Linked DNA regions of Homo sapiens: region 2 is linked to region 1. Evidence: chromatin loops called from intact Hi-C (ENCODE). Cell type or tissue: Caco-2. All regions are shown on one strand. Links, peaks and the distances in the headings refer to the core of each region. The heading gives the core; the rest is flanking DNA. Region 1 overlaps LOC100506403 (a long non-coding RNA gene). Region 2 overlaps RUNX1 (RUNX family transcription factor 1).

What was found. A loop is a pair of places that touch in the nucleus more often than their neighbours do. Peaks named below come from ENCODE experiments on the same cell type or tissue, not always from the same donor. Only the 100,000 strongest peaks of a DNase experiment are listed, where the experiment ranks them.
Region 2: a loop joins it to region 1, with 15 times the contacts of the local background. A loop is called at or near these places in 10 of 110 quality-filtered maps.

Annotation. Positions count from the first base shown.
Region 1 is chr21:35,379,778-35,382,705 of GRCh38, reverse strand. The region is part of intron 2 of LOC100506403 (a long non-coding RNA gene); the gene reads left to right. Among named protein-coding and RNA genes, the nearest start is that of RUNX1, 330 kb to the right of the region's middle. In Caco-2, for the core only: no CTCF peak of the experiment used is centred there; no DNase peak of the experiment used is centred there.
Region 2 is chr21:34,906,801-34,909,728 of GRCh38, reverse strand. The region is part of intron 2 of RUNX1 (RUNX family transcription factor 1); the gene reads left to right. Among named protein-coding and RNA genes, the nearest start is that of RUNX1-AS1, 72 kb to the right of the region's middle. RefSeq lists an enhancer at 1,043-1,337. In Caco-2, for the core only: no CTCF peak of the experiment used is centred there; a DNase peak (open chromatin) is centred at 1,118.

The DNA.
Region 1 (2,928 bases), core at 182-2,681:
CCATCATCATCTTGTTACTTAATATCAGGCCACAGTGATTTCCCAGAAATACAACTTTGTACCTAGGAAACTGACTTTTGGGAAGTGAGGTACCCAGATTTCAACTTTTGTGTTCATTCAACTATAATCACCTTTTTCACTGATAAGCACTTTTTTTTTTTTTTTAAGGCAGAGTTTTGCTCTCATCACCCAGGCTGGAGTACACTGGCATGATCTTGGCTCACTGCAACCTCCGCCTCCCGGGTTCCAGCGATTCTCCTGCCTCAGCCTCTGAGTAGCTGGGATTACAGCCACCTGCCACCACGCCTGGCTAATTTGTTTGTATTTTTAGTAGAGACGGGGTTTCTCCATGTTGGCCGGGCTGGTCTTGAACCACTGACCTCAAGTGATCCGCCCGCCTCAGTCTCCCAAAGTGCTGGGATTACAGGTGTGAGCCACTGCGCCGGGCACACTGATAAGCACTTTAAGCATGGATCAGAGTTTTGGTAGTAGACGTCCTCCAGTTGGCAGAAAAAAGCTGTTAGCTCTCTGTTGATGACCGCACTTGGTGTCACTTTCCAAAGTAGGGATTTCCTTTATAATGACACCTAAGCCTCCCATTCTGGTATAGTTACCAAGCTACCCCAAGACAACTGAGCAAACAATTCAGAGTGATGGTTTTCATTTCCTTGTATCCTGCTTCAGCAAGCCCAGCCCTGCCTCACATTTCTTGTAATCCCAAACTTAAAGATATTCCTGCATTGCAAAATCCAGATTTTTAAATCAGAGCAAGACAATCATTCTTAGCATTTTCTGAGTTCCATTTTTGCTTACCGTATTGAGCCTAGGTAAAGTGGATAGAGAATCTGGTTTAGATAAGACTCTGTGTTTACTAATTTACTAATGTTGAACTTGTCATGCATCACTGCTCACAATCTTATCTCTCTTAATCTGGTCTGCAAAATAGCAATAATGATACCTATATTACCTGTCCTTTATCCAGTTGCTCTAAGATCCAAAGGAGATGATGTTCGTAAAATAGTTTTGGAAATGATGAATAGATCATGTGCTTTTTCATACATGCAGAGAATTCTTGATCTGTTTCCAAAATTTTATAATATATGGAATTCAAGTTGACATTGCTTAGTGGTTCAGAGCATGAATTCTGGAGCCCGCCTGCCCAGGTTTGAATCCTGGCTTTGTCATTTACTAGCTATGTGACCTTGGGACATTATGTAACCCCTCTATTCCTCAGTTTCCTCCTCTGTAGCATTGGAATAATAATAGGATCTACGTCGTAGGGTTTTATGAAGATCAGAAGAATAAAAGATACAGAGCCACACCCAGCACAATAAATGCAATACAAATATCAGTTAAATAAAAATTATCTTTCTTGAGAGGCCTGAGAGAGTTGGGCTGGGGGCCTTGGGTTTAATGTTAGCTGCTGCTAGCTTTCCTCAGGCATCACTCTTTTAAACCAGGTCGCAGCTCTGCCATGTTTTTGTGCTCACAGGTTAATTTTTAAGCAAGAAGTTTTGCTAGGGTAGCCTGACTTTAGATGTATTAAACTCAGAATAATATGTCATATTTCATTTTAAGGGTACATGAGGCAGCTTAGCACAGGTCTTGGGCAAGTGATATAAGCTCTCTCCAAGCCCCCAGTTCGGCCTACCTTTGGGAGTTGGGAAGACAGACAATGGAAAGGATTTTATATATATATATATATAAAAATTAATATATATAAATATATATTTTTATATATTATATAATATATAATATATATTAATATAGAGATATATATATCTCTATATATTTATAGAGATATAAATATATATATATTATATAATATATAAATATAATATATATATTATACATATATAATTTATATATATAATTAATATATATTTAATACTTTAAGTTCTGGGATACATGTGCAGAATGTGCAGGTTTATTACATAGGTATACACATGCCATGGTGGTTTGCTGCACTCATCAACCCATCATCTACATTAGGTATTTCTCCTAATGTTATCCCTCCCCTAGCCCCTCATCCAGCAACAGGTCCCGGTGTGTGATGTTCCCCTCCCTGTGTCCATGTGTTTTCATTGTTCAACTCCCACTTATGAGTGAGAATATGTGGTATTTGGTTTTCCTATGTTAGTTTACTGAAGATGATGGTTTCCAGCTTTATCCATATCCTGCAAAGGACATGAACTCATCCTTTTCTATGGCTGCATAGTATTCCATGGTGTATAGGTGCCACATTTTTTAAGCCCGCAAGCCACCTTAAAAATGTCTTGAAGATTCTGTGAAACTTGGCTTCATCCAGTTATCGTACCCTTTGTCTAACACCAAGTAATGCCTGACAAGAGTTTGACCAGCATGGTAGCCTGAAGATGAAGTATCATTTAACTGGAATAATAATAATATTTTTGCCAGGTAAAACATAGGATGCCCAGTTAAATGTGTATTTCAGATAAATGGCAAATAATGTTTTGCATAGCGGTGTCTCAAACATTTCATGGGACCTAGTTATATTACAAATATTTACTGTTCATCTGAAATTCGAATTTAACTGGGAATTTTGTATTTTTATTTGCTAAAACTGGCAACCTTTGATAATAGGATTTACCTCAGAGGATTTGGTGATTAAATAAAGTTATACAAGTAGCATGCCCAGAAGAGTCTTCACATGTAATATGTGTTTAATCAATGGAGGTATCTCTTAAGTAAATGGAAAACAATTTCCCGGTTCCGTAATGATTGCTGGGAGTTGACCATGCTAGACCATGCTAAATTTTGCATATTCAAAATAATCCAGCATTCAGCTGAATATTTCCCCGTTTCTGTCTGCTTTTTAGTTAGCTCCTGTCTTTCAAGTTATTTAAGAATGCTTATAGGCTAGGTGTGGTGGTTTACACCTGTATTCCAGTGCTTTGGGAGACTGCG
Region 2 (2,928 bases), core at 162-2,661, 470 kb after region 1:
TCTCTCATGGAGGATGGCCCTCTGTAGCCAGAGACCCGGGGGACTTGCCTAAGGCAGTCTTCCAGACTCAGCTGAAGAGGTCACTCTGGAGAAGTGCAGGTTATCAAATAGAACACCATCTTTTTTTTTTTTTTTTTTTTGAGGAACAGTGACCTGGTCTGTATAAGAAAGTGATACTCTGTGTTTGTAGCCACATGTGAGCTGCACTGAGAAATTGCCTCTGTGCCCAGAGAAGGAAGGAGTACCACCTTCTTCATCTATCCCATCCTATATTTTCACTGTTGCAGAGGAGGGTTTGATGTGAGACATGCAAAAAATGACAAGGGAGGAACAAAGTAATAAACCTATCTGATGTGCTCCAAGTGGATTCTCTCTGTTTTCCACATTTAAAAGATATAAGTGATATGAGCAAGCATTTTAATTCCTCAAGCAAGGTTTGATACTCAGTTCCAGAGATCACCATATCAAAGGCAAGCGAAGCAAGAATCTTAGGGTCGGGTGTACTGTCAGGAGCATGGGGACTGCACACGGGAGTGAACACAGAGTGGTCCTGGTGTACTGTCAGGAGCATGGGGAGCCACACGGATCAGACCCCGAAATTAGCCCTACCTGCAATGCGGCCTTTAGTACAATCCTAGACAAGTTGAACTTTAAGATTCAGGTTTAATTTGTGCAAAACTAAAAGGCATAAATTATTGGTATAGGATAATCTATTGCATTATCTTCTAAAGGTAATGAGATTGTACATCTTACCCCTAGCACACACATACACACACACAGACACACACACACAGACACACCAGCCCCAAGAAAATATAGAAGAAAGGTCAATGGCTCTGTTCCTCTTTCTTTAGAATTATAAGATAAGCCTGTTACATATCCTGAATCATTGGTCCCATTCTATGTATATGCAAAAGAAGTTCAAAGGCTGACTTTGACAAAGGGTGTTTGGAGAAGGATGATAAAATGTGTCTGATAAAACAAACACAAAAGACTTTTGCAATAAAGACCTACAAATTGGGAAAGCAGGACTTGGGCAGCAGGGTGTGAAACTGTGTTATCTACAGCTTCAGCACAAAAAGATAGTGGCTTGCAGCAGAAGTCTTTATCTGGCCTTCACAAGAATGGAGATTGCACCTCCCCCGACCCCCCTGTCCACAAAACCCAGGAAACACCTTGCAGAGTTGATGCAATATTTGCTATCCCAGCCCTTGGTGACAGTTAAAATAGTGTTACAACATAAAATTGAGCAACGACCTTGCTGTATCATCCAAGACTATGTTTTATACTACTTTTTTTCCCCGAGGACATTTTGCACATTTTTTAGTTCCTCCCTTACTTTCAGTTCAGATCATTAATGGGAAGAAACATTGTCTCTTCTTCCTTTCCAATACAATTTAAAAATACCTTCCTGATTGACACTTCAGGAAGAAGATTAATAATAGTTACCCTTTTGCATCTCATTGCATTATTTCTTGAGAATTTCAAAGAATTCTCTGTATCTCTTCTTGGAGATGTATCATTACTCTGTTCGAATGACTTTTTTGGGGCTGGAGTTTAATTTATGTGATTGCAATCAGGAAACCACTTTGAAAGGGAAGAAATCCATTTAGCTTTGCATGAGTTGTAAATTTTCTGTAAATACAATTTCATAAGACCCTCCCTTTTTTAAAGAAGTAGCAAAACGGCTCTTGGAGGAGTGGCAGAGCATGGGGGTGGACCACAAATTCACAGGTCAGGGGGTCCCAGATCAGCCACTGTTTCGGGAGCTTAGAAGAGCCACTCACTTTTCAGAGCCTCCTTTTCCCTCTATAAACTAAATGGATTGGACAAAATGTTTGCTAAGAATCTTTTCACCTCTAAACAAAATGACCCAATGTTTGCTAAGAATCTTTTCGCCTCTGAACGAAATGACCCAATGCTATTCCACAGAAGGATGGCCTTCAAAACAGCTTCACTCTGTTTTATTTCATAATAATCCTTCACCTCTCATGACTGTTTAGCTTGACAAGGCACTTCGGCAGTTATGATTTAATTGGTTTTCTTGATAACTTTTACATGGCATGATTTTAGACTTGGCAAAGGTGGAAGCGGAGGCACAGAAAGGAGAACTTCAGAGAGTCACAGGGAGCCAAACACCAAGTCAAGTAACAAATTGAGTACTAAGAAAATAAGACATTTTAGGCTAGAGGCTTGCAAACTTTTTGAATAGCAAGAAACAGTAAGAAGTAAATAGTATGCCAGGGCTCAGGGGAGATACATCAATCAAAAAAAGAGCTTCAGGAAGCAGTATTCACCCTTACTACTGATGAAGCACTCTATTTTCCAGTTATTCTGTTCTATTTCTTCTTCTTACCTTGCTTTTGTTATTATTATTATTAACAACCAATCTATGGGTCACAACCTATTGTTTAGAAGTCACTGTTTAGAAACTTTTCACATGGCAGCATACTTCTTTTTGCTAAATTAGAAGTCTATATCTCCTTCTCTGTGCCCCTTACCTGTGGGCAGATGCTAAGTGGGATTCTCCTGTTTAGGTTTTCTTGCTGTCAAGAGCCCCCAAAGACTGTACACCAGGAAAGTGCTGTCCTTAGAGTCAAGGTTTTCACTGAAGGGGGCACATGACCCTCCTGGCTGACTTTGAATACACGATCAAGTCCTCATGAATAATGAATACTAATGACAATATCAAAACACCTATTTGCATTGTACACTCACTAAAGTCAGAGGGAGAATTGGGGCTGCTCCCACAAAAGGGCACGTGACTCTCTAAATAAAGAGCTTTAATGCATTTTATATTTAAACCATAAGGCCATGGGCTCAAACCCAAACTGAGATGGGCTCTGCTTCTTAAGTACTATTCTGGAAAGGCATTGAAATATTTATCCATCTATCTGGGTTCTGTGTTTCTAAAGCAGTTCCTTTCCT